Regions from separate parts of the Homo sapiens genome. Here all the other regions are linked to region 7. The links are chromatin loops, found by intact Hi-C in ENCODE. Cell type or tissue: endothelial cell of umbilical vein. All regions are shown on one strand. Region 1 has its middle 7.6 kb from the start of IGSF10. Region 2 overlaps MED12L (mediator complex subunit 12L). Region 3 overlaps MED12L (mediator complex subunit 12L). Region 4 has its middle 260 kb from the start of MBNL1-AS1. Region 5 overlaps IGSF10 (immunoglobulin superfamily member 10). Region 6 has its middle 98 kb from the start of AADACL2-AS1. Region 7 overlaps AADACL2-AS1 (AADACL2 antisense RNA 1).

Region 1 (4,000 bases), 450 kb before region 7:
AGCTGGGACTACAGGCACCTGCCACCATGCCCAGCTAATTTTTGTATTTTTAGTAGAGACAGGGTTTCACCATGTTGGTCAGGCTAGTCTTGAACTCCTGACCTCAGGTGATCCACCCGCCTCGGCCTCCTAAAGGGCTAGGATTACAGTAGTGAGCCATTATGCCTGGCTCAACGTGTGCATTTTTAGAAAAATGGGTTAACCCCACTAAAGAGAACTTAAGATGGTCGAAATGAGGAAGTTATAATTTGGAAAAAATTGTGTATTTGTGAGGCATATTGGAAAAAGACTATGTCCCACAGAAACAGTGGGACATAGTCTTTCATTGGTATGCAGAGGTCTCCAAAAGACTAAATGAATCAAAAATTAACTCCTTGAAAGATTCTTTGCAAAAAGCAAATGGAAAGCTTAGGCACCAGACCAAGGACATGACAAAAGAGGGCTGTGCTCTGACTGAACTAACTTCGACTGTTTCTTCTCTTTATCCATTTCTGCCTATATACTGAGTCCACTAACCTTTTTGCTAAATTACCCTTTCACCCTGAAGATGATGAAAAAGAGGAAGTTAGATGCCTTACAAAGTAAGACCTGATCAGCCAGGCCTGTCTGCTATAACTACTTTCACTCCATGGTCTAAAACTGAGCTTAAAGTTTTGTGAAGGACTTCCCTTATTCAAGGGAAAATCTCAAAAATTTACTGAGGAATTTAGAATCCTAATAGGAGCTTACAAGCCAGGGCTTCCTGACCTTTACCAATTTATTCACATGATATTAGGGCCTGATGAAGCTCAAGAATGGATGGCAGTAGCAGAATGGGACAAACCTGAGGAGGGTATTAAAGACCCCTCCAAAAGCTCCTCATGAGAAGGACCAAAAGTAGCTAGAAAAATGGCTGAGCCGGGCGCGGTGGCTCACGCCTGTAATCCCAGCACTTTGGGAGGCCGAGGTGGGTGGATCACGAGGTCAGGAGATCGAGACCGTCCTGGCTAACGCAGTGAAACCCCGTCTCTACTAAAAATACAAAAAATTAGCCGGGCGAGGTGGCGGGCACCTGTAGTCCCAGCTACTCGGGAGGCTGAGGCAGGAGAATGGCGTGAACCCCGGGGTCAGAGCCTGCAGTGAGCCGAGATCGTGCCACTGCATTCCAGCCTGGGCGACAGCGAGACTCCATCTCAAAAAAAAAAAGAAAAAAGAAAAAAGAAAAAAAGAAAGAAAAATGGCTGAAAACATTTTACATTCAATTTCTAATATTTTTCTGCAAAAAGTTGATTAGTCTGTCATACAATCTTGTAAACAAAAACAAAAGGATGAACCAGTTTGAGATTACAGAACTCGCTTAGAGACATTGTTTGTGAAACATTCTGGGCTTAAAGTACGGCAAGGAGTATTTCCTGCAGGGACTGAAATAGCATTAACTGCTCTATTATAAATGGACTCCGTCCTGAACTTAGAAGTTTAATTAAAAAACATAAGCTTGGATGGGAAGTTACAGATATGACTGAATTGGTGGCTTTAGCTGAACATTTTGAGAGGACTCTAGAGCAAGAAAAAGCTCAAAAAGCTAACAAGCTGACCCTTCAGTTACAATGGCTACAGGGGCTGCGACCAAAGGGACCTTTCTCATTCTCATTTTAAATCACAACCGAGAGATCCTAGAACAAGAAATTCTTTACCCCAAGATATCTGCCTTTATTGCAAACAACCAGGGCATTGGAAAAGGGATTGACCGCTTTTATGTAAGAGGTCTGCCAATAAGCCTCCCTTTAGGCTGAACTGTTTCTCCACTAGAGGGAGCCCAAGAGACCTTAGCCCTCCTGATAATGGCATTGACGGGGCTCCCAGGGATTCTCTACTAAATTGCTCCCGTAATACCTTTAAATGAACATGGAGAAACAGGTTAAAATAAATGGGGAGTCGTGTACAGTCCCGATGAATACTGGAGCTATTCTATCTACCATAAACCCCACTTTAATAAGCCAGTAAATCCCTAGAAGTAAAAAGGGTCATTTTTGTGAGGGTTGTTTGTATTTTTAAAATTTATTTTACGTTCCAGGATACATGTACAGGACGTGCAGGTTACATAGGTAAATGTGTGTCATGGTGGTTTGCTGCACCTATCAACCCATCACCTAGGTATTAAGTCCTGCACCCATTAGCTATTTATCCTGATGCTCTCCCTCCCCCTGCCCTGCTGCCTAGGCCCCAGTGTATGTTGTTCCCCTCCCTGTGTCCATGTGTTCTCATTGTTCAGCTCCCACTTATAAATGAGAACATATGGTGTTTGGTTTTCTCTTCCTGCATTAGTTTGCTGAGGATAATGGCTTCCAGCTCCACCCATGTCCCTGCAAAGGATATGATTTCATTTCTTTTTTATAGCTGCATAGTATTTCATGGTGTATACTTACCACAGTTTCTTTATTCATTCTATCATTGTTGGGCATTTGGGTTGATTCCATGTCTTTGCTATCGTGAATAGTGCTGCAATGAACATATGCATGCATGTATCTTTATAATAGAATGATTTACATTCCTTTGGGTATATACCCAGTAATGGGTTTACTGGGTCAAATGGTATTTCTGTTTCTAGGTTTTTGAGGAATTGCCACAGTCTTCCACAATGGCTGAAATAATTTACATTCTGTGGTGGGGGTTTCAAATCAAGTTCAAGACATTCCTGTATCTGAACCCATCCAATTAACATTGGGGCCCTTTTCAGAAAAATATACTTTTGTACTATGTGATGCTGCTCCAGTAAACTTGTTAGGGTGAGATTTACTTTCAAGTTAAAAGGGCATGTAAACCTTCTTCAGAGTTTCCTGATTCTCCTGAAGCAGAATTGTTATGCTGTCTACAGAAATAAATTGATAAGATAGAAACTCAGGCCTGTAATACCCCTGATCTCTCAAAAATACTTGAATGTTTATGGGCCTCTTCCCCAACTGATATAGGAAGAATTAAAAGTGTGCAACCTATGAAAGTCCAAATAGATCATCCTAAACCTTTGCCTAAATTACCCCAATATCCACTAAAATCTGAAGCAATTCAAGAGCTCTAACCAATTGTAGAAGATTTAATTAAACAAGGACTCATACTCCCATGCAGGAGCCCTTGTAACACTCCAATCCTAGCAGTTAAAAAGCCAAAAGGATGAGGTTGAAGATTTGTTCAAGATTTACAGGCAATAATAAAATTGTAATACCAAGATTTCCCGTAGTCCCAAATTCTAATATTTTATTATCTAATGTACCCACTGATTCCAAGTGTTCACAATAATAGATCTCTGCTCAGCCTTCTTTAGCATTCCAGTTTATAAAGAGAGTCAATACTAGTTTGCCTTTACTTGGTAAAATCAGCAGTACACTTGGCCTGTAATGCCACAAGGATTTACCAAAGCCCTTTCTATTTTTCCCAGGCATTGCATCAAGACTTAATGACACTACAGTTGCCTCAAAATTCTACTCTCATTCAGTACATAGATGAATATATGCTGTCCCACTAAGGAGTGCTCTGTAATGGACTCAGTTTACCTTTTACAGCAACTTTCATACAAAGGTCACAAGGCTTCAGTGGAAAAACTTAAGTTTTCAAGGCAAAAAGTCCACCATTTGGGATGTGACTTGGCTGCTGAAGGAATTTCCCTCTCAACTAAGAGGATAACAGCTATTCAAAGTTTTCCTTGACCTGCAACCAAAAGACAATTAAGAAGTTTTCTTGGACTTGCAGGATGTTGCAGATTCTGAGTTCCAATTTTTTCCTTAATAGCTTCACCATTGTATGAGCTCACTAATAATGCTATACCAGAGCCTTTACCTTGGGAAGACAGTCATGAGCAGGCTGTTGGCCAAATAAAGTTGACCTTACAACAGCCCTCATCTTTAGGACTTCCAAATTACACTAAACCTTTCACCTTGTTTGTTCATGAGTGTAACAATCAGGCATTAGGAGTCCTTGCTCAAGAACATGGTGGTGAACATAGGCCCATTGCATACTATAGCCTGCA
Region 2 (4,000 bases), 540 kb before region 7:
ATTCATTATATGGGAAACGCTTTTTCCACCATTTTTATTAATTAATTATTTTGCACAAATATATCCTGGTAATTTTTGTGCAGAATTAGAACCAGTAGGCATATAAAGTCTTAAAGTAATTATTTAATCATGAAAGGCTGATTTGTATTTCATCATTTTGGTATAAAGTATAACTAGCGAATTTTAAACCTTAAAAATTAGCTATTAGTATGCTTACATATAATATTTCATATTGTAACTGTGACAGAAAAGTATATTGTTTGTTGGACAAAGTGATTGTTTTTAATTAGAGAGAGGGGGTCATCGGAAAACATTAAAGTCAGTTTAGTTACAATATCCTTCCAGAACTGCATGTTTTATTGCTTTCTGTAGGCTTAGGTGGAAAGCTCATGCAAATGTCTAGTGTTCGGAAAAAGGAAAGATAATACAGAAATAAAAGGGAAATTTTAGAACAGTCTGTGTGTCTCATACATCAAAGTTTCGCTTTGGAGTTTCTGTTATAACTGTGAGAGCAGGGGAAAGGATGCTTTCTCCGGTGTAACACCTGTTTCTGATTTTAGTTCCTCCGAACGCAGGGGTGTATGGTTGGTGGCCCCCCTCATCGCCAGGTTGCCAACTTCTGTGCAAGGAAGAGTGCTGAAAGCCGCTGGGGAAGAGCTGGAGAAGGGACAGCACTTGGGTTCTTCTTCCAAAAAGGAAAGGGACAGACAGAAACAGAAAAGGTGTGGCTGGAAGATGGGCGTCTGTGTGAGAGTTTAAAGAATAATTGAGAAAGTCTCACTTCCTGTAAACCTGTGTGGTCACTGTACCCACAGTCCACTGAAATTTAGTTTTTAAATGGAACTGGGAATATTCTATTAGGCAAGGCTGTCTTATTCCTAAAAAATTTCAGGTTATAATCCTTAATACATTAGTTCTCAATTCTGCCTTTATATCCAAATCACTGCTGAACTGTTAAAAACAGTGATTTCCGAGACCCGCTTTAGACCAACTGAATCAGATCTGGATAGCTACCTGATCCCTGTATTTTATTTTTAATTATTTCTATTTTTTTATTATTTAGATATTTATGTTTAAAATAAATATAATGTATAATTCTGGCATGTTGGTGTCTGAACTAGTTGCTCATATTTTTAACATTTAGGGCTCCTGTTCTAGACTAGACATTAAGACTCCTCGGCCACCACAACTAATGTTTTCTTAATTTATTTTATGCCCAAGAAAAGGTTTCAAGTAATTATATTTGAAAACCGTGTTACTGAGAAAGAAAGAAACCTCACCCTAATGTGAAAATGCCAAGAAACCTAGGAGTAAAGGAAAAAAATTGATAATTTCTTCCATTAAAAAAATATTTTAAGCACATAGATTTCTTGTCCACTAATGAATAATACTATAGTAGCCACCATTTATTGACTGCTTACAGAATGGCAACTCCTCTCTAAAACTCATTATGTACATGAGCTTTTAAAATTCTTATAGCAATCATGTGGTAGGTACTCTCATTATCTTCTTTATATCATGTTGAAACAGACACTTAAAGGTTACATGAGTTGCTCCAGGACACACAGTGAAGGACATAAAGCCTGGGTTTAAATCCAGGAGGTCTGGCTTCTGAGCTTGTGCTCTTAACTACAGTACATTTTGGTAGAGACCCAGCATTGTATGTACTGTATTTGTTTTACATCTGGTTGTTTTACCATGTTGGCCAGGATTAATTAACCAACAAGGAAGCATAATTCTAATTTTCAAATCATATTTGCTGATAGGTGAGTGTATGTGCATTGCCTAACTTCCCATAGGCAGGACAGATGGTATTGAAGAGACTTGAAAGATCGCTCTTCCCACATCAGGGGCTCTTTATTCTGCCCATGGAGAATAATGCTGATTGAAATATTTTGGCCTAGGTCTCATTTTAAGAAATTTGTCTTTCCAACATGGCGCTTTGTTTGTCAATATGATTTGTTGATTATTCTCTAATTGAAGACATTTTGTTAAAATGCCAATTTAAAACAGAATTTTTAACCAAATGCCTTGACACCTCTTTACCAGTGGATGCTGCGGGCTATGTTGGAGCCTGTGGGCTGTGTTGGAGCTGCACACTAGGGGTCGCCAGCAAGTACACTGTTTTTGGAGTCCTCAGCCCTGGCTGATGAATTAGCTCTACTAACACCCTGCTTTTTGGTCTTGGGAAATGTGCTGAAAAACAAAATCAAACCCCAAAACAAGCTCAACAGACATATATATAGGCCTGTTTTCCCAGACTCTAAAACAAGAGTTTTATATGAGAACTTTAAAAATTTTTAATTTTATCCTGTGTATAAATTGATATTCTTTCTGATGTACATTTTTAAATTCTGCATATTGATGTAGAAGATGAATTCACTGTCTTCTACCCTCACTGCCCGGCATGCTCACATGCAGTATGGTTTGATGCTAGTTTGAGAATGGCTTCGAGGGCAATTAGAGCATACGAAGTGATTTAGAAGCATTACAGTGGCTTTTAATTTTATAAGTAGAGGTATGATTTAAATTTTCAAGCAGTCTTTGGCTATTTACCACCTCTCTTATTTATCTAATAGTGAGGCAAAGAAATGAATGTTGCCAGAGGAAGTAATGCATTATTTCTAACTAGATCTGTTGTTATTATTACTTCCTTTGTAGTATGTCTCTTTTGAGTCAACAACCCTTCCTCTCACTGGTACTTACCTGCCTTAAGGGACAAGATGAACAAAGGGAAGGCCTCCTAACATCTCTCCAGAATCAAGTTAACCAGGTAAAGTATAGTATAATATTAAGACAGGCAAATATCTTTCTAACGGCATTCATTTATTTGCCTTTCAAATACTGAGATTAAATTAATAAGGGCCAGGTGTGGTGGCTCATGCCTGTAATCCCAGCACTTTGGGAGGCGGAGGCTGGTGGATCACCTGAGGCCAGGAGTTCGAGACCAGCCTGGCCAACATGGTGAAACCCCGTCTGTACTAAAAATACAAAAATTAGCCGGGCATGATGGTGTGCGCCTATGATCCCAGCTACTCGGGAGGCCAAGGCAGGAGAATTGCTTGAACCTGGGAGGCAGAGGCTGCAGTGAGCTGAGATCGCGCCATTGCACACCAGCCTGGGAAACAATAGTGAAACTCTGTCTCAAAAAAAAAAAAAAAAAACAACTAGTAAGGTTACAAAATGTTTTGAGTAGACGCTGAGAAACAATCCATGCCTTATTCTTCTACCTGGCATTGTAGACACCACAAGATTAACAACTTTATATTAATGAGATATATACAATAAATGTGTACTGCCTATAAAAGTAAAATTTTATATATTGCATATAACTTTGAACTATCTGCCCGTCTCCTAACTCTGCCTCATAGGAGAGGACCTGGAGCAATCTATGCTGCAGTAGGCATGGCAGTGAGTCCAGCTCCTCAAGCTTGGATGCCACATTATCAGGCACGCTTTCAGCTTGAAATCTGTAGGTTCAGAAACTCAGTTGTATTGATGCCAACCAAGTACACAAGAAATAAATCAGAAGGCATGTTGGTTTATTTAGAAATAATTTGGACATTGCCTTTTCACCAAACACAGTTCTCCTGGTCACTGTTTGAGGCTCTTGCATCTATGTACTATAAGGAAACTGAGCATTCACAACAGAAATTGGAGAGCATGGAATTAAGCAAAGTGGATAGATTGGTCTTATGAGGTGTTTTATCCTGATACACAGCCTAATTGACCCCTTCTTGTGGCACTGTGTTTCTATGACACCATGTCTTTCCCTCGAATGGTACTAGATGGACATGGACAAGGACACTTAATCTTATTTGATCCTCTTGTCATTTCTCACCTTTTGGGTAGGAGAGATCTAGATATAGCAATCATAGTGAACCTTTTTAAATGGAAGTCACATATTACCTCAGTATACCTAGTATAAAAAATTCGGGCTGATAAGGCCAGACATGATTTGACACTGGCTCTCTCTCCTACCTTGTCTCCTACCAGTCAT
Region 3 (4,000 bases), 690 kb before region 7:
TCTAGGGGGAGGCTGAACAGAGGGACACTTCAAGGTATGACATGGGGTCATCATTGAAGGAGGAAGCACAGGAACACAGTGAGCACGTATCTAGTTTCAGAAATGGTGGCATCAGGGCAGCCTTCCTGGAGCATGTGATAGTGAAGATTGACAAATGAGTTGGCTTTAGCTAGGCAAAGAAGAAGGAAGGAGTTTTGGGGTGAGAGAGCTATAGGAACAGGCATCAAGACTGACACGAGAGGCTGTCACAGTGGGGGAAAATGGATGGCCTAAGCTCTTGGGTAACATGATGGAATCTTGCCAATGAGTAAACGTTTACGTTACAAATGAGGACAGTGATGCTTAAAATGGTTAAGTGATTCATCAAAGGGCACCTAACACATAGCCAGACAGTATTCAAACTAATGTCTGATTGATTCCAAGCCAGGGCTCCCCTGCTCCTGAAAGAATGTGGGGGCAGCATGTTTTATATGAATGTGATCCTTTACACAGGCCCTTCAACATTTTGCTGGAGTCGCATCTTGAGAAGTCAGCCAGTGTTTTTTTTTCAAGAAAGGAATGTGCATGTGTGTATGTTTGAGAGTATATATATTATTTTTGTTTTTGATCTGAGTTTTAAGGTTTTGCATGAGGTGGATGCCTTCAGTTTCTTCAGTTATCTTCCAGATACTGCGGCATAGAGAACCTCCTTTTGATTTGCCAGTTTCTAAAAGTATTTAAAATGAGTTTCTGATTTTTTGACTCAGTTTTCTATCTCCTGCGTTGATATCCAAAGAGAGATACAGAGTCGGACTATCATGAATGGTGATTACAACAGGTAACGTTAACCTATAAATGGTGGAAACTCTTCTGCAGGGAGAAACCCAGATCTGCTGCATGTGGTTTGGATGCCACACGCAGATCCCCTGGGGCCCCTGGCACAAGGAGAGCTCTGCTTGCTGCTGTTTGTCACCTTCAGCCAGTTTTCTCTGGCAGGAGATGTGAGCTCAAGATCAGGTCACTTGATCCTAACTCCTGCTGCTGTGACCCATCGACTTTACCTTCAGTTAGAATCCAGGTCAGTGACCAACATGTGTTAATGTAACTTAAAATTGGCTGAATGGTGTGGCCACATACTTTCATTGAGGAGCTGTGCTAAGTTTTCACATTAGAAATATCTAAATATTCTTCTTAGGCTGAATTGCAGATACCCAAGAACTTCCTCCTCCACCAAAGCATAAATTCGGCCCTCTCTTGATTCCCTCTTGATCTTCGTATTCACAGTCTTTACAACCCATAAAGATAAAAGAAATCTGAATTTCTGCTACAAACAGATCCAACTCTTGATTATGTGTGAGAATGGTAAGGGGGGACGGATTAGGTTGGATTTATAAACTGATAACGTCCAAACATAGTCTTTACTTTGTATTCTAATCGCTTCCCTCAAAACACTTTTGGCATAGCTTGTGGCAGACTGCAAGTCTAGCATATTGGCATGTCTAAGAACTCCAGCCTGTCTTCACTTTGTGATTATGCAAATGGATCATGGGAGCTGTCAGTGGAGGGTGAGGTGTGGCATAGGCACCTCATGACCTCCAATGGATACATAGTCATGCAGTCTTCCCGAATGGCAAACTGGGGGCCAGGAAAATGGCCACCCACTGTTAGCCTTTACTCTAGGGACTGCATCTTGGTAGTCAGGATGGACCTGTAATTTTTTGCCTATAATGATTGGAATAGTCCAGGGTTTCTCAGCCTTGGTACTGTTAACTGTTTTTTTCGGTTTCAGTTCTTTGTGGGTAGGCTGTCTTGTGTATTGTTGGGTGTTTAGCCGCATCCCTGGCCTGTATCCACTAGGTGGCAGTAGAACGCCATGGTTTGTGCAACCAGCCACGTCCCCACACATTTCTAAATTTTCTTGAGAACCACTGGAATGACCCCTTAATGGTAGGTATGTTTCAGATGATTTTGATACAGGAAGAGAATTTAGCTTTCTTGTTGGGGTCAGACCTTAACTGTAATTGAATAACTCATCAGCAGTAAGTAATCTGTATGCTAAGGTCTAGGAATGTGAAGTGTGCTTTATTTACTGCTCTGTTGGAATAGTGGACAGAGGACAGACAGTGCAGCATAATGATTACATGCATGCTTGTGGGATACAGTGGGCCTTGGCTACATGTATGGCGCTAGAATATTGCGATAATTATTAACTGCCTTTGTGTATCAGTTTTTACATGTCTAAAATGAGGGGAGAAGTAGTAGCTACCTCAGCTACATCTAGGGTTCCTGTTCCCATAAGAATCAAATACCTGGTGTGAGGCAGGCTGTGACTCAGTGGGAACATTGCGCGTACAGGGAGTGACTCAGCTGATAACAGAATAAACTATCAGGCTCCTGACAGTTTCCCCTCTTCTTTAAGTTGATTTAAGTTGACGCTCTTCTACACTGAAATTCAGGGCTGCAGGAGGCACAGTAGACCCTTTGCAGAGTGCTCTGAGCTTCCTCCAGTATGTGGCCCAGCAGTGCTTGAACAAGGGACAAATTGGGAGAGGTTTTGCTTCTGATGATCCCTCTATTCTAGTCACAGGAAGTGGCACTCAACAACAGAGTGTATGTATGAAGTCCAGAGTGTTTCAGTTCTAATTTACCAGTCCCTACACAATGCTAATCTTTCATGAGAGTGGCACAAAGCTCTGCATCACTCCTGGCTTCAGGGTTTTGGGAACCAATTCTTTTTTCTCCTGGAACTAGGTTGAGCTGCCTGAATTACTGAATTTTTTCCAGCCTGTTCTTCTGCAGCATTGTTTTGGAATATGTGGTCCTATTCCCTGGGGCCAGGCAAGGAAATGAATCCATGACCTCTTTTCGCCTCACTGAGATGGTATTTGCATTTCTCAGGCAAGCAGTACTCAGATCTGCAGATCATGGGGCTGTTAGACCATTAGTGGTTATCCTTTGCTGTGAAGATGAAGACAAATTTCCATGTGTGAGAAAACAACAGCTTTAACTGCTTAGCTGAATATCAACCACTTGTGTGTTTGTTCAAGATTCAGGCTTATATAGCCAAAGGAAAAGAATATAAATATCCAGAATTTTAAGTGGGAGTAGAAATACTGTACAGAAGTGATTCCCATATACTCTCTAACCCAAAGTGTTGTATGTTTCCTCCCTGTTTTGTGTATTAATCCCTGTTAGAGGGTTCTTTGATTTTAATAAAACATACTGTGGTAATAACTTATAAATTCAGCAATTCTTTTTTTTTTTTTTTTTTTTGAGATGGAGTCTTGCTCTGTTGCTCAGGCTGGAGGGCAGTTTCGTGATCTCCGCTCACTGCAACCTCGCCTCCCGGGTTCAAGCGATTCTCCTGCGTCAGCCTCCCGAGTAGCTGGGACTACAGGCTCGTGCCACCATGCCCGGCTAATTTTTTTTTTTTTTTTTTTTTTTGAGACGGAGTCTCACTTTGTCGCCCAGGCTGGAGTGCAGTGGCACGATCTTGGCTCACTGCAAGATCCGCCTCCCGGGTTCATGCCATTTTCCTGCCTCAGCCTCCCTAGTAGCTGGGACTACAGGCGCCCACCACCATGCCTGGCTTATTTTTGTATTTTTAGTAGAGATGGGGTTTCATCGTGGTCTCAATCTCCTGACCTCGTGATCCGCCTGCCTCGGCCTCCCAAAGTGCTGGGATTACAGGCATGAGCCACTGCGCCAGGCGAACTGAGCAATTCTTAAACGAATTTGTGTTTTATTAACTAGAGCATGCAACAATGGAGCAACTGTATTAGTTGCAAACTTAGTAGGACTTAAGGGTGAAAGATGCACTTTTATGCAGCTTGAAGATGTTGTTCAAGTTGTATTTGAAATCAAAGACCTTTACTTTTTATGAGTCCTAGGCTCACATGTTGGGATCTGTTTTTTTGTTTTTTGTTTTTGTTTTGGATATGGAGTCTCGCTCTGTTGCCCAGGCTGGAGTGCAGTGGTGCGATCTCAGCTCACTGCAAGCTTCGCCTGCTGGGTTCACGCC
Region 4 (4,000 bases), 610 kb after region 7:
ACACCTGCGACTGAGTAATTTCCAAGAAAAGAGGTTTAATTGGCTCATGATTCTGCAGGGTATACAAGTAGCATACCACCAGCATTTGCTTCTAGGGAGGCATCAGGAAACTTAAAATCATGGCAGAAGGCACAGGGGTAGCAAATGTCTCACATGGAGAGAGAGGGAACAAAAGAGAGACTGGGGGCAGGAAGTGCCATACACTTAACCAGATCTCATGAAAACTCACTCACTATTGCAACGACAGCACCAAGCCATGAGGGATCCACCCCCATGAACCAAACACCTCCCACTAGGCCCCACATCCAATACCAGGGATCACCTTTCAACATGAGATTTGGACAGGGACAAATACCCAAATTATATCAGTTGTCTGCATAAATTCTTTCATCAGGATGCAGATTAACAAATTATAACTGTGGGTGAGCAATAATAAGATTCACCAGTTTTAGTGCCCATTATACGAGGTGCTCTACACACATTATTTCCTCCATTCTTTCCTATAAAAAAATTGAAGCTCAATTAATGTTAATAATGAATATATTCTAAAAAGTTAATAAATGCCAATTTCTTGCTCAATGTCCATAGCTAGTAAGTCTCAGAGCTAGGGTTTCAAATCTAGTTCCATTTGAGTTGAAGTATATTCCCTAAGTGCTACACTGTGATTCAAAGTAGGAGACCCAGAAATGTCCTTGCAGCTTATCCATAAACATTTATTGAGGGCAAAGAATTTGCCAGGCACTGTTCTAACCTCAAGAGATATAATGTGGAACAGATAGACACGAGCTCTACCTTCCAGAATAAGGGTTCAAGTTTCTGCCAGTGTCTGAGATATAAAATTTTCTTGTATCAAATGACAAGTATACCTTTGTTATTATTAGTATTGTTAATACTAATAATACTAATAATAATATATAACTAGTATTATTAATAATACTAATAATAATATATAACTAGTATTAATAATACTAATAATAATATATAACTAGTATTATTAATAATACTAATTAGTAATACTGTTCTATATTGAATATAATCAATTTGCTTGGATTTCTGATATAGCCACAATAAATTTAAATAAAATTTTTTCTAACTATAATAGAATACTATGACATTTTTATTTGCTGTTACTATAATAAAGGGAGTAAGAAGCCCTGTGTGTGTGCATGTGTGTACTCATGTTTTGGTTTCATTCATTGAAAAATTAGCATTAACCGTCACAGAATTGAAAACTAGTAAACACTGAATTATAACTTGGATTGTTCTTACGTAGTGTGTGTCTTTGGGTTCAAACAAGGTTATCCAGTTGCCAGAGCATGTACTCTGGACAGGAACAAAGAGGGATACTCACTAAATATACAAATAAATAAATAAATAAATAAATAAATAAATAGAGAAGAGTGAGATCGATAGAGAGAGCATGAGACATTGAGATGATTTAGCTTTAAAACATTTATCTAAAATTATGAAAGCAGAAATTCTAGAAATAAACCCAATCTTAATTATCTGTGCACATGCAAGTTTTATAGTCACATGCTGCATAATGAAGTTTTGGTCAATAATGGACCACATGTATGACAGTGGTCCAAATATGATAATATTGTATTTTTACTATAGCTTTTCTATGTTTAGATATGTTAAGATACACAAATACTATTGAGTTATGATTGGCTACATTATTCAATACAATAATATTTGGTACAGGTTTTTACCTTAGGAGTAACAGGCTATACCATGATGACTAGGTGTGTAGGAGGCTACGCTATCTAGTTTGCGTAAGTATACTGTATGATGTTCACACAATGACAAAATTGTCTAAAGATACATTTCTCAGAACCTATCCGATTATTAACTAATGCATGACTGTAACTATTTTTATTTTGAGTTATATGAAATGAGAAAATCAAATGTAACAATGTTTTCAGTGATTTGGTTCTTCTAAAAACCTTAATCCAGTTGATTTTATTTTGAATCAACTGTTTAACATCTTTGTTTTACTACAGAAAGACTTTTGAAATGAACTGAAGCACACACCATTTCAACAGTACATAAATAACATGTTAAACAACTTCTATGAATTACAGAGAGACAACTACTGCCACCTAATGTTGGCAATGCAAACTGCAGTAGCTTCTTTAATAAACATCTGCAACTTTTACAGCACATTGGACTAAACAAAAATGGTATCAATTTAATATGCAAATTACACTAAAATAAAATAATGGCAATGATAAATATGGAAACATGCATTAATATTAGAAATGAATAAGAATTAGAAAACAATTAGAAATGAATAAGAATTAGAAATTCTTATTAATATTAGAAATACACTGTTATATGTTATATGACTTTTATGTTAATACCTGACATTAATAAGTCTGATAAACTTTTTCATCATGCTATTTCTGTTATAATAAAAGCATAATATAAGAACAATTACTTTTTATGACTTCATCTATGTTTTATAATTATACTGGAAAAATTACTAAATATGCAAGAATAATTGCTTTGCGTTTGCCAAGAAATAAAATCTAAATATTTGATAGTGTCTTTTTAATCATTTTGTGTTCAGGTGTTTAAATATTTCATAACTTTCCTTTTTCTCTTGAGAAGTATATTTTAAACATTTAGTTAAAACATATATATGTATGTTTGTATATATATAATAATGTTTATTATATAAGATGAATTACTGTAATGTCAAAGTTAGATCAGTCAGTCAGTACAATCACCTAATGGGGATGTGATAGTTCCTGAAGAGTCAGCAGAGATAATGTCCTACCTAACGAGATTTGTAGGTTGCTCAGATGACTGCATTGTCATATTGCCCACAATTCCACTGTGTATGAATTTCAAGTCATTGTTTCTCCAGTTAAAGTGAGTTTCTCTTTAAGTTGACTATGTTATGTCTTCCATCATGTGTTTGTGTTTGTTGTGCCTTGTTGATATCAGTGCTCTTTGGAAGGGGCACATGGGACAGAGGATTCTGATGAGTAATCAGTGGGGAAAGCTAGTCCTGACTATGAGGTATGGCGGGATAGGGCAAGAGGGGATGTGCCTAGTGTGAGGCCTCTTTCACTCTGGCACTGAATTTCTAAGGGAACTCAGTGAAAGAGGAAATTTTGAGGGCAGTATTGAAGGCCTAGGGAAACCTTTTGCCTTCTAAGCTATGTTAGCGGTAAAAGTCTGGGATTTAGAGTCAGAAGACCTCTATATATTGGTTCTATAACCCCTACTAAATCATCAATTAATTTTTCAAACCTTGGTTTAGTATTTATTTATAAAATGGATATGAAAATGCTTGTCTAAAACATGCATGATTGCTTGCTCACATGATAGCTTATCCTTCCCCTAAATTGCTACAAGCTAGTGTAGTAATTAGACCATATATTGCTATAATGTGTCTCAGCTAATTATATCCCACTGGCTTTGTTGAAGCCATAGTTGGGCAATTTTATGGTGTGGAGAGAAAGATATTAATTTTTTAAGACACAAACTTGCTCAAGAGAGAAATATATTGCCATTTCCTTCACGTAAGTCAGCAGTGACTTTGGAGGACAAATTTTCTGATACATAAAAAACTGGAAAAGCACTCCATTCTTAGTTTTAAATCTTCTAAACCGAGAATATATCTGTAAGAGAAACCATTAGTGTCCACCAAATACCCATTATCTCCTTTCTGTTTCCTACTTGCTTTTAGTTAGGGTGGGTCCATGTGACTAGTTTTCCAGTAAATGGACTATATGAAGAAGTGACATGTGTTCTTTCAGATGAAGAAAATTAAGAACCAGTGTGGTTCTGACATTTTTCTCCACCCCTGCTACAGGGATTTTGTGTATTCCAGATGATATATTAAGGCCAATATAATATAGCATAATGTAGTTTAATATAGTATAATATAATGTCATTATATAATATACAAAATTATAGTCAATATATTATATAGAATACATAATACTACATATTTATAATATTAATTGTATATATTTTATATGTTATA
Region 5 (4,000 bases), 480 kb before region 7:
ATGTCATTGGAAGGCAGCAACCAAAATATTTTTGGTTTGGGATCCCCAGTGACCTCACAGTCAAGGACAGCTGTGTCTCCAGCTTTGATTCTCTTGTTGGTTTTGTTACTCTGCCTTATCCGGGGAGCAGCTGTTATAACTGTTAAGTGGACCTTCATTTCATCTTTCCCTAGGGTGTTCTGGGCATAGCAAGTATAATCTCCTTCCTCCGCTACCCCAACTTTGTTGAAGTATAAAGTTCCATTGTTGAAAAGGGTATATCTCCTAGTCCTGTGGCCACTGTCATCGGCTTGCATTGCATTGTTGATCATGGTTCCATCAGGCAAACTCCAAGATATCTCTGGCACTGGGGAGCCGGAAGCTTTGCAATCTACTTGGAAATCTTTCCCATGGAGCACTTGCTTTCTAAAATACTGCTTGTGGTCAATTTTGGCAGGTTTCAGTCTTAGGCTAACATGCATCAGTATCAGATCATCCCCCATTTTGTTTCTTGCCACACACAAGTAGACACCACTGTCTTTTTCTGTTACTGATCCAATAAACAGGGATCCATTAGGGTAGACGTGGATCCAGCTGCCCACTCTAAGGAGAAAAGAGATTCATTTGAGTGTGCAGCTGTTAGCAATGAGGGAAACTGTTTTACTCAGGATTGCCTCCCTCTGCCCCAGCTTTATTGAAGCATGACCAATGAAAATTGTGTATCTTTGAGGTGTAGAACATGACATTTTGAGAGAGATATATATACATTTTGAGGTGTGTGTGTATATATATACACATATTTGAGATATATATATATATACATTTTGAGATATATATATATACACATACATTTTGAGGTATATATATATATAGAGAGAGAGAAATGACCACGATTAACTAGCATGTCCATCACCTCATAGTTACCTGTTTTTGTATGTGTGATTAGCTTTAAATTGTTGCAATAAAAAAATAAAATTACTACCAGCTTATTGTCTTCTAAGCCATTTGCTGAAAGATGAAATTATCTAATTGAACAGGTATAATTTAGTGCAAGTAAGTATTTCTCAGATGGAATTCAAATGAATCTCCGTTACATAGTAATTTTTTAAAAAAAATCTTAATGAAGAGGCACATGCTAGAAATATGGGAGTTCTAGACACCATGACTTCCTTGACCATTTCACATACCAAGTAAACTAATTGGATCCACAAACATGGTGATTTTGTAATATATATAGGTAAACTCAGTTGCTCAGAAAAGATGCCAGATGATACTTTCTAAACAGTTATTAGTAACAAAACAATTACTGAATCATTTGGTTAGAAAATTCTACTTTGGCTGGGCACAGTGGCTCACACCTGTAATCCCAGCATTTTGGGAGGCCAATGTGGGCAGATCACTTGAGGGCAGGAGTTTGAGACTAGCCTGGCCAACATGGCAAAACCCCATCTCTACTAAAAATACGAAAAATTAGCTGAGCATGATGGCACATGCCTGTGATCCCAGCTACTCGGGAGGCTAAGGCTTGAGAATCGCTTGAACCCAGGAGGCTGGGGTTGCAGTGAGCCGAGATCACACCACTACACTCTAGTCTGGGTGACAAAAATGAAACTGTTTTAGAAAAAAATAAATTTTACTTTGTTAGAATACCAACGCAAGGTTCCTTAGAAGGTTGTTGCAGCATCTGCCCTCTATGGGCAGCTGTACAGTGACTAGTTTTTGCACTAGATTGAGCTGTGTGGAATACCATTTTTCTCCAGATGTACAGTGGCTGCACAGCCTATCATTACCAAATTTAACCACCAGATGGCAGATCTTTCCTGGTAAAACTAAATCTACTTTTTTAGACCAGTGGAGACTCAACTGGTGCTAAAAGTGCTATCAGGGATACCTATATGAGAAAACGTCTTTCTTATTTTTGGGCAACATGGGCTAAGCAGGTAGATAAAACGAGAGGAAAGTAAAAACTGTTTTCATAGCATAAGTGCTAACCAAGTCAAACAGCCTCAAGTCATTTCTCTCTCTCCTATTTTCTATTTACTTTATATTTTTTTGAGACAGGGTGTCACTCTGGAGCCCAGGCTAGAGTGCAGTGGTGAGATCACGGCTCACTGCAGTCTCAACCTCCCAGGTTCAAGCAATCCACCAACCTCAACCTCTGAGTAGCTGGGACTACAGACACACACCACTATGCCCTCCTAATTTTTTTATTTTTTGTAGAGACAGGGTCTCACTGTGTTGCCAAGGCTGGTCTCCAACTTCTGGGTTCCAGCGATCCTCCCGCCTTGGTCTCCCAAAGTGCTGGAATGACAGGCGTGAACCACCACACCCAGTCATCAAGTCACTGTTATTCTCCAGCAAAGGTAAGTATGGAAAGTATTATAGTAAAATATTAGAGAAAATTTTTTTTTCCCCAAGTATGGAAGGAAGTTCTCTGGCATATAAACCAAAGTAAAATCAATACAAATACACCTAAAGGAAGGGAAACTGCCAGGTGCTTTGCACTGGTTGTTTAATCTTGAAGTAATTCCCTCACTATACAGCTGAAAAATTGGTATTTAGAGAGATTTAGCAACTTGCCTTAGGTCACAGGGCTGGTTCTCAAGCCTTACGCTTTCCACCATGCTATACTGGCATTCTTTCCTAATGCTTTCTAAAAGTATTGGTTCTTAAACTTGGCTAAACATTAAAACACTTGTGGAGTTTAAAATAATAATGATGTCTGAGTCTCACCTCCAGAATTTGACTTAATATGTGTGCAGCATGGCTTGGGCATCAGGATTCTTAGAATTTTCCGGATTAAAGGTTTCCATGTGCAGCAAAGAACCACTGTTCTAACTGGGTTCTCAATGAAGATCCCTCATCAGCTGCATTAGAATTACATGGGTCGAGTTTAAGATGCATATTCCCCGGCTTTGGTTTCCTGAAATTCTGCTTCAATAGGTCTCGCCAAGGATGTAGAAACCCACTCTTTAAAAAACTTCCCAGCTAACATAAATAATTAAGTTTGAACACAAGTGTCAAATTTTAGCAACAAAATCACCTGGAGGGCTTTTAAGAACAGATTGCTTATTAAAACAAAATCAGAGCTCCTGATTCAACAAATTCCCAGACAATGCTAATGCTACTGGTAGGGGGTCTTCCCTTGGAGAAAAACTGGCTTAGAGTGATATCCCCTGCACCCAAGATCTGATGCAACTGGAGATTGTGACATATAACAGACAGAACTATTGATGTTTCTTTTTATAAACTAATATTTTTGAGAGAGATAATTTACTTTTGAAAATAGAAGGTTTCCCAGAGTGGAAGACAGAATTCTTAATAAAGATTAATGCAGAGGCATCTTCAGCCTCTCCAAAGCACAAAACTCACATTTCATAACTCAGCATTTAAAAATTCTAAATCTAAACAAATTTCAATTTAATTTAGGTGATTTTTGATGACATTTGAAAAACTTGAGAATTAACATTTACTTTTGAACTAAAGATCACAAGTTAAATTTATTAGCTGTATTCAGTATCAACTCGTGTCATTAGAAGAAAATCTTCAACTCCTAAGCATGAGTACAAATTCACATTTACTATGTGTAATTTTTTTGCATGGATGTTTTCTATTAATGAATAAACAGATATATAAGATGGAAATTCTCATCCTCATTTTTTGTCCTGTAATGGAAAACCATTGTGTAAAGTCATGCCACTTGCAAAAAAAAACCTCATAAGCTATAATTATTGATTTTTGAAGATATAATTTATATAGAAAGCCAGCTATAAAATGAATATTGAGGCCAGGCACGGTGGCTCATGCCTGTAATCCCAGCACTTTGGGAGGCTAAGGCGGGCAGATCACGAGGTCAGGAGATCAAGACCATCCTGGCTAACATGGTGAAACTCCGTCTCTACTAAAAATACAAAAAATTAGTCGGATGTGGTGGCGGGTGCCTGTGGTCCCAGCTACTCAGGAGGCTGAGGTAGGAGAATGGCGTGAACCTGGGAGGCGGAGCTTGCAGTGAGCAGAGATC
Region 6 (4,000 bases), 110 kb after region 7:
TTGTCTATAGATCATATGTTAGGACAGAAAACAAGTGTTGAAACATTCAAAAAATGAAATAATATTAAGCATCTGCTCTAATCACAGCAGTATAAAACTAGAAATCACCAACAAGAAGAATTTTGGAAAATGTACAGACACATGGAAATTAAACAGTATGTTCCTGAATGACCAGTAGGTAAATGAAGAAATTAAGGAGGAAATTTCACAATTTCTTGAAACAAATGATAATGGAAACACAACATACCAAAACCCATGGAATACAGCAAAAGCAATACTAAGAGGGAAGTTTATAGATATAAGTGCCTATATAAAAAGGAAGAAAACTTCAAATAAACAACCTTATATAGTTTGAATATATGTCCCCAGCAAATCTCATGTTAAATTGTAATCCCCAGTGTTGGAGATGGGGCCTGGTGGAAGGTGTTTGGCTCACGGAGGTGGATCTCTCATGAATGGCTTGAGCCTTCCCCTTGGTGATAAGTGAGTTCTCACTCTAAGTTCACATGAGATCTGGTTGTTTAAAGGTGTGTAACACCTATGCTCTCTACCCTGGATTTTCTCTCTTGCTCCTGCTCTGGCCGTGTGACATGCCTGCCAAAATATAGAATCAATCTAACTGTCCATCAACAGATGAATGGATAAAGAAAATGTGGTACATACACACAATGGAGCTCTATTCAACCATGTAAAAGAACGAGATCTTTTGCAAAAACATGTCATTTGCAACAACATAAATGGAACTGGGGGTCATTAAGTTAAGTGAAATAAGCAAGGCACAGAAAGACAAACTTTGCATGTTCTCACTTGTTTATGGGATCTAAAAATCAAAACAATTGAACTCATAGAGAGTAGAAGAATGGTTACCAGAGGCTGGGAAGGGTAAGGGGTGGGTGCAGAGGAACTGGGGAGGGTTAATGGGTATTAAAAAATAGTTAGAAAGAACGAATAAGTCCTAGTATTTGCTTACCCAACAAAGTGACTGTAGTGAAAAGTAATTTAATTGTATATTTTTAAATAACTAAAAAATGGGATCAGATTGTTTGTAAAGCAAGGATAAATGCTTGAGGGCACGGATACCCCATTTACCTTGATGTAATTATTACCCATTGCATGTATGTATCATAATGTCTCATGTACCCCATAAATATATCCAACTACTATGTACCCATAAAAATTAAACATAAAAAATAAAATAAAATAAGTACCTTTTTGGAGTTAATATATTACAATATATATAAAATATCTGGAATATTAATCTCCCAAATATTAATGGTGATTATACCATTGTGATGTGATTACAAGTAATTTTTCATGGTTTGTTTGTTTCTATTTTCTAACTTTCTTCTTTAATACATTTGTATTACATGTATTATGAAAACATTTTTAACGTAAAAATATGTGGGCAAAAATGCGAGTTCCGTTCATTGCCTATGACTCACATCTAATGTATGTTTAAAAGATGGGTCAGGGAAAATGTCAAGTGCCAAGCTGTGTTTATTTTGCAATAAAATAAAGGGACATAAGTAGGAAATGAATAGAACAACTACACCTAAGAACTCCTCAAATATTTGAAAAACGGCCGCAATCTGTGAGAAATTACCACACTCATGAATACCTATTAAGATTTTAATACCAAGTTAACTTGCAAGATACTTTATTGTTTTGGAGATGAATTTCTTTTTACAAGTCAAATAGATTTTTTTTTGTATATGACTCTGGCCCAGGAGAGGGCAGACCATCACACATAAAGAATTTTAACTTAAGCTTTTAAAGAAATAATGTTTATGGCATGACTAAGTCCTTAAAAAAGGAAGGGGCAATTCATCCTCAAAATATGTTGTTTTTTTCTCTCAGTATTTCCATTTCCATTTCCATTTGTAATCATCTTCAAACACAAATACTCCCTTCTAAGTAAATTGTTACTGTGGTAGCTTTGGTGTCATGATTATTCTTCCTTAAAAAGTTTACATTTATTCTGAAATTACACCTTTTTCACTGAGTAGTGAATGCCTTTTAAGATGAAAGTTTGCTGCTACTTATAAGGGAAACAAACAAAAAGAAAAATACTATGGAAATGAACGGGTCTTACACTTTTTAAAGTTTTATTTTGTTTTTAATTGATACATAATGATTGTACATATTTGGAGGTAAAGTATGATGTTTTGATATATATATACATTGTGTAATAATAAAATCAGGAAAATTAGCATAGCTATCACCTTAAATATTTATCATTGTTTTGTAGCAAGAGTATTCAAAACCCTCTCTTCTAGCTATTTGGAAAAATAAATACATTATTTTTAACCATGTTAACTATAATCATCAATAGAAAACCAGAAATTATTCCACCTAACTATAACTTTATACTCATTAACTAATCACTCTTCCTCCCTCCATTCTCCCCAGCCTCTGATAATCACTATCTTACTCTCTGTTTAAAATCAGATAAAGACACATCAGCAACAACTACAAAAAAACGCAGAGGCCAATATCCCCGATGAACATAGATACAAATATCCTCAACAAAATATTAGCAAACCAAATTATAGAACACATTAAAAATACCATTCACCATGAGCAAGTGGGATCCATTCCAGGGATGCAAGAATGGCTCGACATACATAAATCAATAAACATGATGTATAACATTAATGGAATCAAAAACAGAAACCACATAATCATTGCAATAGATGCAGAAAAAGCATTTGATAAAATAATAATAATTAAGGTAATAAAATATATAATAAATAAAAACTCAAAATAAAAGCCCTCAACAAATTGGTTATAGAGGGAATGTACCTCAGCATAATAAAGGCCATATATGGAAACCCACAGCTAATATCATACTGAGTTGAGAAAAGTTAAAAGCTTTTTCTCTGAGATCTACAACTAGACAAGGATGCCCACTTTCACCACTTCTAGTCAACATTGTACTGAAATTCCGAGCCAGAGCAATTAGGCAAGAGAAAGAAAACAAAAGGGCATCCAAATTGGAAAAGAGAAAGCCAATTATTTGTTTGCAGATGACATGATCTTACATAGAGAAAATTTTAAGTACTCCACATACAAAAAACCTCTTAAAACTGATAAATTCAGTAAAGTTGCAGAATACAAAAATCAACCTACAAAAGTAAGTAGCATTTCTATATGTCAACAGCAAACTGTCTTTTAAAAAATCAAGAAAATAACCCCATTTACAAGCACTGCAAAAAAATACCTAGGAATAAATGTAACCAAGGAAATGGGTAAAGACCTCTACAATGAAAACTATAAAACATTGATAAAAAAAACTGAAGAGGACAAAAATCAATGGAAACACATCTTGTATTCATGGACTGGAAAAATTCATATTATTGAAATTCAACTTAAGTGTCCTTCACCAGTGGATTGGCTAAAGAAAATGTGGCGTGTGTGTGTGTGTGTGTGTGTGTGTGTGTGTGTGTGTGTATTTACCATGGAATACTACTCAGCCATAAAAAATTACATAATATCTTTTTCAGCAACTTGGATAGAACTGGAGGCCATTATCCTAGGTGAAGTAACTCAGGAATAGAAAACCAAATACCACATGTTCTCACTTATAAATGGGAGCTAAGCTATATATACGCAAAGGCGTACAGAGTGGTAGTGCACATAGGAGACTCAGAGGGAGAGAGGGAAGGAGGGAGGGATGAAAAATTACCTGCTGGGTACAATGTATACTATTCAGGTGACAGGAACACTAAAAACCCAGACTTCACCATTATACAATTCATCTATGTAACCAAAACCACTTGTACCCCTGAAGTTCTTGAAATTAAAAAAAAAAAAACTTAAAAAATAGACATAAAAATAAAAAATGTAAAAGTCGGTCCAATACTTTTAAGTCAGCAAAGAAATGAATGCCAAACTAATTTATTTAAAAGAGAGAGACCGATGATATAAAGTTGAATAATCCAGTGAAATTAAACTCCTTTGAGTGACAAGTTAAACCCATTCACAACACACACTTTGTCTA
Region 7 (4,000 bases):
CTCTATTATTTTTATATTTAATACTCCATCTTCTGCAAGATGGTATTTTGAGATTGTTTTTTCCTAGAATTATTTTTCAGCTCCTTTTTCTTCCTCATTTAATAAGCCAATAATTTCTCTCATTTCTACCACCTACTTATGCTTCTTTTCTTTTTCCCCAAGAGACCCTGATTTAGTTTAGGCCCTCATAATATTACCTGGATTATCGCAATAGCCTTTGAACAAATTACTGCCTCTAGCTTCGAAATTATTCTCCACATTCTGCCCACCATCTTCCTATCTTTTTATAATCCAAATCTAATTTTAGTTCTGGTGAAATGTTCTCTTTTTTCCAGAGTTGTATTTGCTCTCTTTCCTGTGATCTTATTGCATTTGTACACGACTTTATTATTACTCATCTTTAGGAAATTGTCTTTGTGTTTTCAGTTTCTAACTGTGAACTCCTCAAGAATGTGGAGGCTCTCTTGCTAATTTGCATATTAGCTCAACTTATTACTGATTCCTGCACAAAGGAGATGCTCAAAATATTTGTTGAATTGATCCCTTCTACTAATGAAGATATTAATGTATTAAGGGAATTGAGGATATTTAAAATGTTCTTCAAATAAATATTTAAATTTCAAAATATCTAATGCCGAGTAAAAGTTTTCCCTATAAATGATGTCATTGGGCATTATATTGAGACTCTTTCTGTCTCCGTTTCTATAGAGTTTCCTAAAGGCTGAGAACAAAACAAAGAGAGCAAGAACTTGCAACTTCCAAAGTGAGGCTAAACTCCCTGTACAGACCTAAAATAGGAGGGGCCCAAAATTGACGTTTTGACCATTAGCTTCTCACCCACCTTATGGGTACAAAAGAGTTAAGTTTGAAGATGCCAGGGAGTTAGGGAAAGAATTGGTTTTTGACAGTTATCTGGAGGAGGAAGATATGATGCTCCACCTCACTCAAGCCCAGTGAGAGGACTAAACTCCACTTCAAAGACTAAGTGGAGAGCCTACATGGGTCTGGTGTTGCTTAGGAACACAATCAAATTACCTGATTCATGTCTGAGAAGAAAGTGACTGGAGAGAGTTGGCTGAGATGACTTCTGACTCTAGCAGAGAGAGTTTTATAATAGCCATGCTCCCAACAAGTGTTTGCTTTTCTGGAGCAAAAAACCTAAGGACAGACATTGGTGTGTGATCTTTATTCATGGGACCCTGTCCAAGGGGGTTCCTGCTAGGGGCAAAATCTGACCCGAGAGGCAGAGGGAGATTATAAATTATCAGCTGAAAAAGAAGCACTGTCCTGCAGTAAAGCTGCTGTTGAAGGGGCTCAGTCAAAACCAGCTGTATAATTTCTGGGGCCCAGTGAAAAATGAAAATGCAGGGTCTCTTGATCAAAAATTATTTTAAAAATGCAGAGGCAACAACAGAGCATTAAACCAAGCCTGGGACCCCTCTAAGCCTGTGGTCCTGAGATTCTACATAGGGCTCACACCCATGAAGTTGGCCCTGACCTGGTTGTGCAGTCACACAGCTCACAAAAGCCCTCAAAAATGACCACAAGAGAAATGGGCAGATTTGAACTACTGCCGCAGTGCCCCCCAACCCACCAAATGAATGTCAGATTGCAGAGGTATTGGTGAAAGAAAACACCTTCTGCTCTTTACCTCTTTCCTCTTCTTCTCTTGAACCCTCAAGTCAGAGGCAGCCTTGTGGGAAGAAGAGTAGAAACTTGGTAGGGACATGGACCAGAATGTGTGTGACCACCTCACCACTTCTCCCCACTGCAGACTTCTGGTGGGAAGCAGACAAAATAAAGGGAAGAAGTTTAACTTTAGGTGAAGTTAGCAATTTTAAGTATTACACAGAGATAGGTGATTTAATTACTGAAATGAAACAATTTAGGGGGGAAAGGTAACTAGGAAACCTTTCTTCTTTTAATTTCTGAGAATTTATGGGACTTGCCCAAGATTTTTTTCAAGGTGGTGATGAAGAAGATGCCAAGACAGTGGATTTGCAGGGCTGTGATGGGAAAGAGTAAAGTACCTTTATAAATGTGCCCAAAAGAGTTCTTCTTATTCACTATAATGATAACGACTATTTTTATTTATATACTCAAATCTCTCCGGGTAAACACACACATATCCACACACAAACATTCATGCTCACATATATGAATTGATGTTGAAATATACATACATTTGAGGTAAAGAAGTTGAACTTGTGACTTAATTGAGCCATGTCTCTGAAATACATCAATTATAAGCCACAGCAAAAATATTGCTTATGAAAGAAACCAAAAACAGAATGTGTGCTTTAAATTTTTGTTCTTGTTCTACTTAAATTTGAGAAACTAGGAATATAAACCTGGCAGATGGGGGTGGGGGCATAACTCTAGACAAAGTTAGAAATGCAGATAAGGTATTCTGGCCAAGTCTTTAATTTTGGAGGTTATGGTTAAATCATCTGCAATGTACAGTTAAGAAATGTGCTTTTACTGCCCTCAAGTGGTTTTAAAATTGTCACTGCAACATTTCTGACGACTTCAAAGTGAATGTTTCAAAACCCTAAGCAGTCTTCACATTTTCCAGGCTATCTGACAAGGGAATCTGAAATAATAATCTTTTATTCTGAAATAGTTTCTAAATAAGCAAATAATGAAATGGATCAGGTAGATTTATGTTGTTGTGTTGAAATATATGCACTAATACAGATTTGTAAAATTGTTTCTCTTCTTTTTTTAAAAATGTAACTGTAGCTTATACATGGACTCTCAGCTGGTCAGGGTTTGCGTAGGAAGATAGTATGACAGTTACTTCTTCTTCTAAATTAAGCAGCTGAAAATTATATAAATATTCAGAGAATGTAAGCTTCAACATCTTTGTAAGTGCTGTTTCTCTGCTTCCCTTTCTACCTCACAGGAGAACACCTGAGTAGAGCAGAAAGCTTGCTGGGCCAGCCCTGCCTGCTGGCTCTTTGCTAGACTGGGTGGGTGGCCCACCGTGTTGCTGCCTTGGCCCCTCCTTGTCGCTTTCGGATGCTGCCAACCCCTTGTGATATGGTTTGGCTGTGTCTCCACCCAAATCTCACCTTGACTTGTAATAAACTCCACGTGTCAAAGGTGGGGCCAGATGGAGATAATTGAATCATGAGGGCAGTTTCACCCATACTGTTCTTGTGGTAATGAATAAGTCTCACGAAATCTGATGGTTTTATAAATGGGAGATCCCCTGCATAAGCTCTTTTACCTGCCACTATGTAAGGCATGCCTTTGCTTCTCCTTTGCCTTCCACCATGATTGTGAGGCTCCCCAGCTATGCTGAACTGTCAGTCCATTGAAGCTCTTTCCTTTATAAATTACCCAGTCTAAGGTATGTCTTTATTAGCAGTGTGAGAACAAACTAATACACCTTGAGTCTCAGTCATGCTCTCCTCCACCAGCCCATAGTTTAAGAGATTACTTGCAGTTTCTGCTCTTGGCACATTTACTCCTCACCATTGTGGGCCATTCCAGGCCTGCTGGTTCTTGGCTCTCATCAGCCTTCTTCAGCACCCCCAGGGAAGCACAAAAACATGTCTATATATGTTCACACCAAAAGACAGCCCATGTTGGTGCAAGGTTTCTATCCTGAGCTTTCCTTTTGCTGAAACCTCCTACTGTTCACATGTTCGCTGATCAGAGTCCCCTGGAAGTCTTGTCAACACACGTTTCTGGGCCTATACCCAGAGTTTCTGATTCAGTAGCTCTGGGTGAGTTCCAATGACTTGATGTTCTAGCAGGTTCCCAGATGACGATGCTACTGGTTCTGGGACCACTTTTTAAGAACCACTGGCCTAAACCAGTACTTCCTCCAATTGTTCACATAGAGTTACATGTAAAATATAATAAAATAGCTCATATTTTTGGACCACAGTTGACCATGAGTAACTGAAACAACAAAAAGTGAAACAAGGAATAAGTGGGGACTACTGTAGATGGTTCAAATTTTTCTAATGTGTAGAAAAAAACATAGAGT

What was found. Peaks named below come from ENCODE experiments on the same cell type or tissue, not always from the same donor. Only the 100,000 strongest peaks of a DNase experiment are listed, where the experiment ranks them.
Region 1: a loop joins it to region 7, with 12 times the contacts of the local background. A loop is called at or near these places in 28 of 110 quality-filtered maps.
Region 2: it touches region 7 in a loop (17-fold over the local background); 5 of 110 quality-filtered maps call a loop at or near these places.
Region 3: a loop joins it to region 7, with 9 times the contacts of the local background. A loop is called at or near these places in 23 of 110 quality-filtered maps.
Region 4: it touches region 7 in a loop (2.5-fold over the local background); 3 of 110 quality-filtered maps call a loop at or near these places.
Region 5: a loop joins it to region 7, with 31 times the contacts of the local background. A loop is called at or near these places in 79 of 110 quality-filtered maps.
Region 6: it touches region 7 in a loop (4-fold over the local background); 4 of 110 quality-filtered maps call a loop at or near these places.

The regions. Positions count from the first base shown.
Region 1 is chr3:151,466,708-151,470,707 of GRCh38, forward strand. It overlaps a transcript of IGSF10 not described here. Among named protein-coding and RNA genes, the nearest start is that of IGSF10, 7.6 kb to the left of the region's middle. In endothelial cell of umbilical vein, a CTCF peak has its summit at 1,781 (motif pointing right); a DNase peak (open chromatin) is centred at 1,774.
Region 2 is chr3:151,377,452-151,381,451 of GRCh38, forward strand. It overlaps MED12L (mediator complex subunit 12L), which reads left to right. Exons shown (of 45, transcript NM_001393769.1): 31 at 561-722; 32 at 2,662-2,773. The region is part of intron 1 of P2RY12 (purinergic receptor P2Y12); the gene reads right to left. Among named protein-coding and RNA genes, the nearest start is that of P2RY12, 5.3 kb to the right of the region's middle. RefSeq lists an enhancer at 617-686. In endothelial cell of umbilical vein, a CTCF peak has its summit at 2,088 (motif pointing right); no DNase peak of the experiment used is centred here.
Region 3 is chr3:151,226,074-151,230,073 of GRCh38, forward strand. The region is part of intron 16 of MED12L (mediator complex subunit 12L); the gene reads left to right. All of the region lies in intron 1 of P2RY14 (purinergic receptor P2Y14), which reads right to left. Among named protein-coding and RNA genes, the nearest start is that of GPR171, 25 kb to the left of the region's middle. In endothelial cell of umbilical vein, a CTCF peak has its summit at 1,835 (motif pointing right); DNase peaks (open chromatin) are centred at 1,858 and 2,318; H3K27ac peaks cover 495 bases.
Region 4 is chr3:152,522,636-152,526,635 of GRCh38, forward strand. No RefSeq gene overlaps it. Among named protein-coding and RNA genes, the nearest start is that of MBNL1-AS1, 260 kb to the left of the region's middle. In endothelial cell of umbilical vein, a CTCF peak has its summit at 2,114 (motif pointing left); a DNase peak (open chromatin) is centred at 2,096.
Region 5 is chr3:151,438,016-151,442,015 of GRCh38, forward strand. It overlaps IGSF10 (immunoglobulin superfamily member 10), which reads right to left. Exons shown (of 8, transcript NM_178822.5): 8 at 1-582. Among named protein-coding and RNA genes, the nearest start is that of IGSF10, 21 kb to the right of the region's middle. In endothelial cell of umbilical vein, a CTCF peak has its summit at 1,752 (motif pointing right); a DNase peak (open chromatin) is centred at 1,796.
Region 6 is chr3:152,024,648-152,028,647 of GRCh38, forward strand. No RefSeq gene overlaps it. Among named protein-coding and RNA genes, the nearest start is that of AADACL2-AS1, 98 kb to the left of the region's middle. In endothelial cell of umbilical vein, a CTCF peak has its summit at 1,748 (motif pointing right); a DNase peak (open chromatin) is centred at 1,654; H3K27ac peaks cover 3,064 bases.
Region 7 is chr3:151,915,964-151,919,963 of GRCh38, forward strand. All of the region lies in intron 1 of AADACL2-AS1 (AADACL2 antisense RNA 1), which reads right to left. Among named protein-coding and RNA genes, the nearest start is that of AADACL2-AS1, 10 kb to the right of the region's middle. In endothelial cell of umbilical vein, a CTCF peak has its summit at 2,496 (motif pointing left); a DNase peak (open chromatin) is centred at 2,478; H3K27ac peaks cover 326 bases.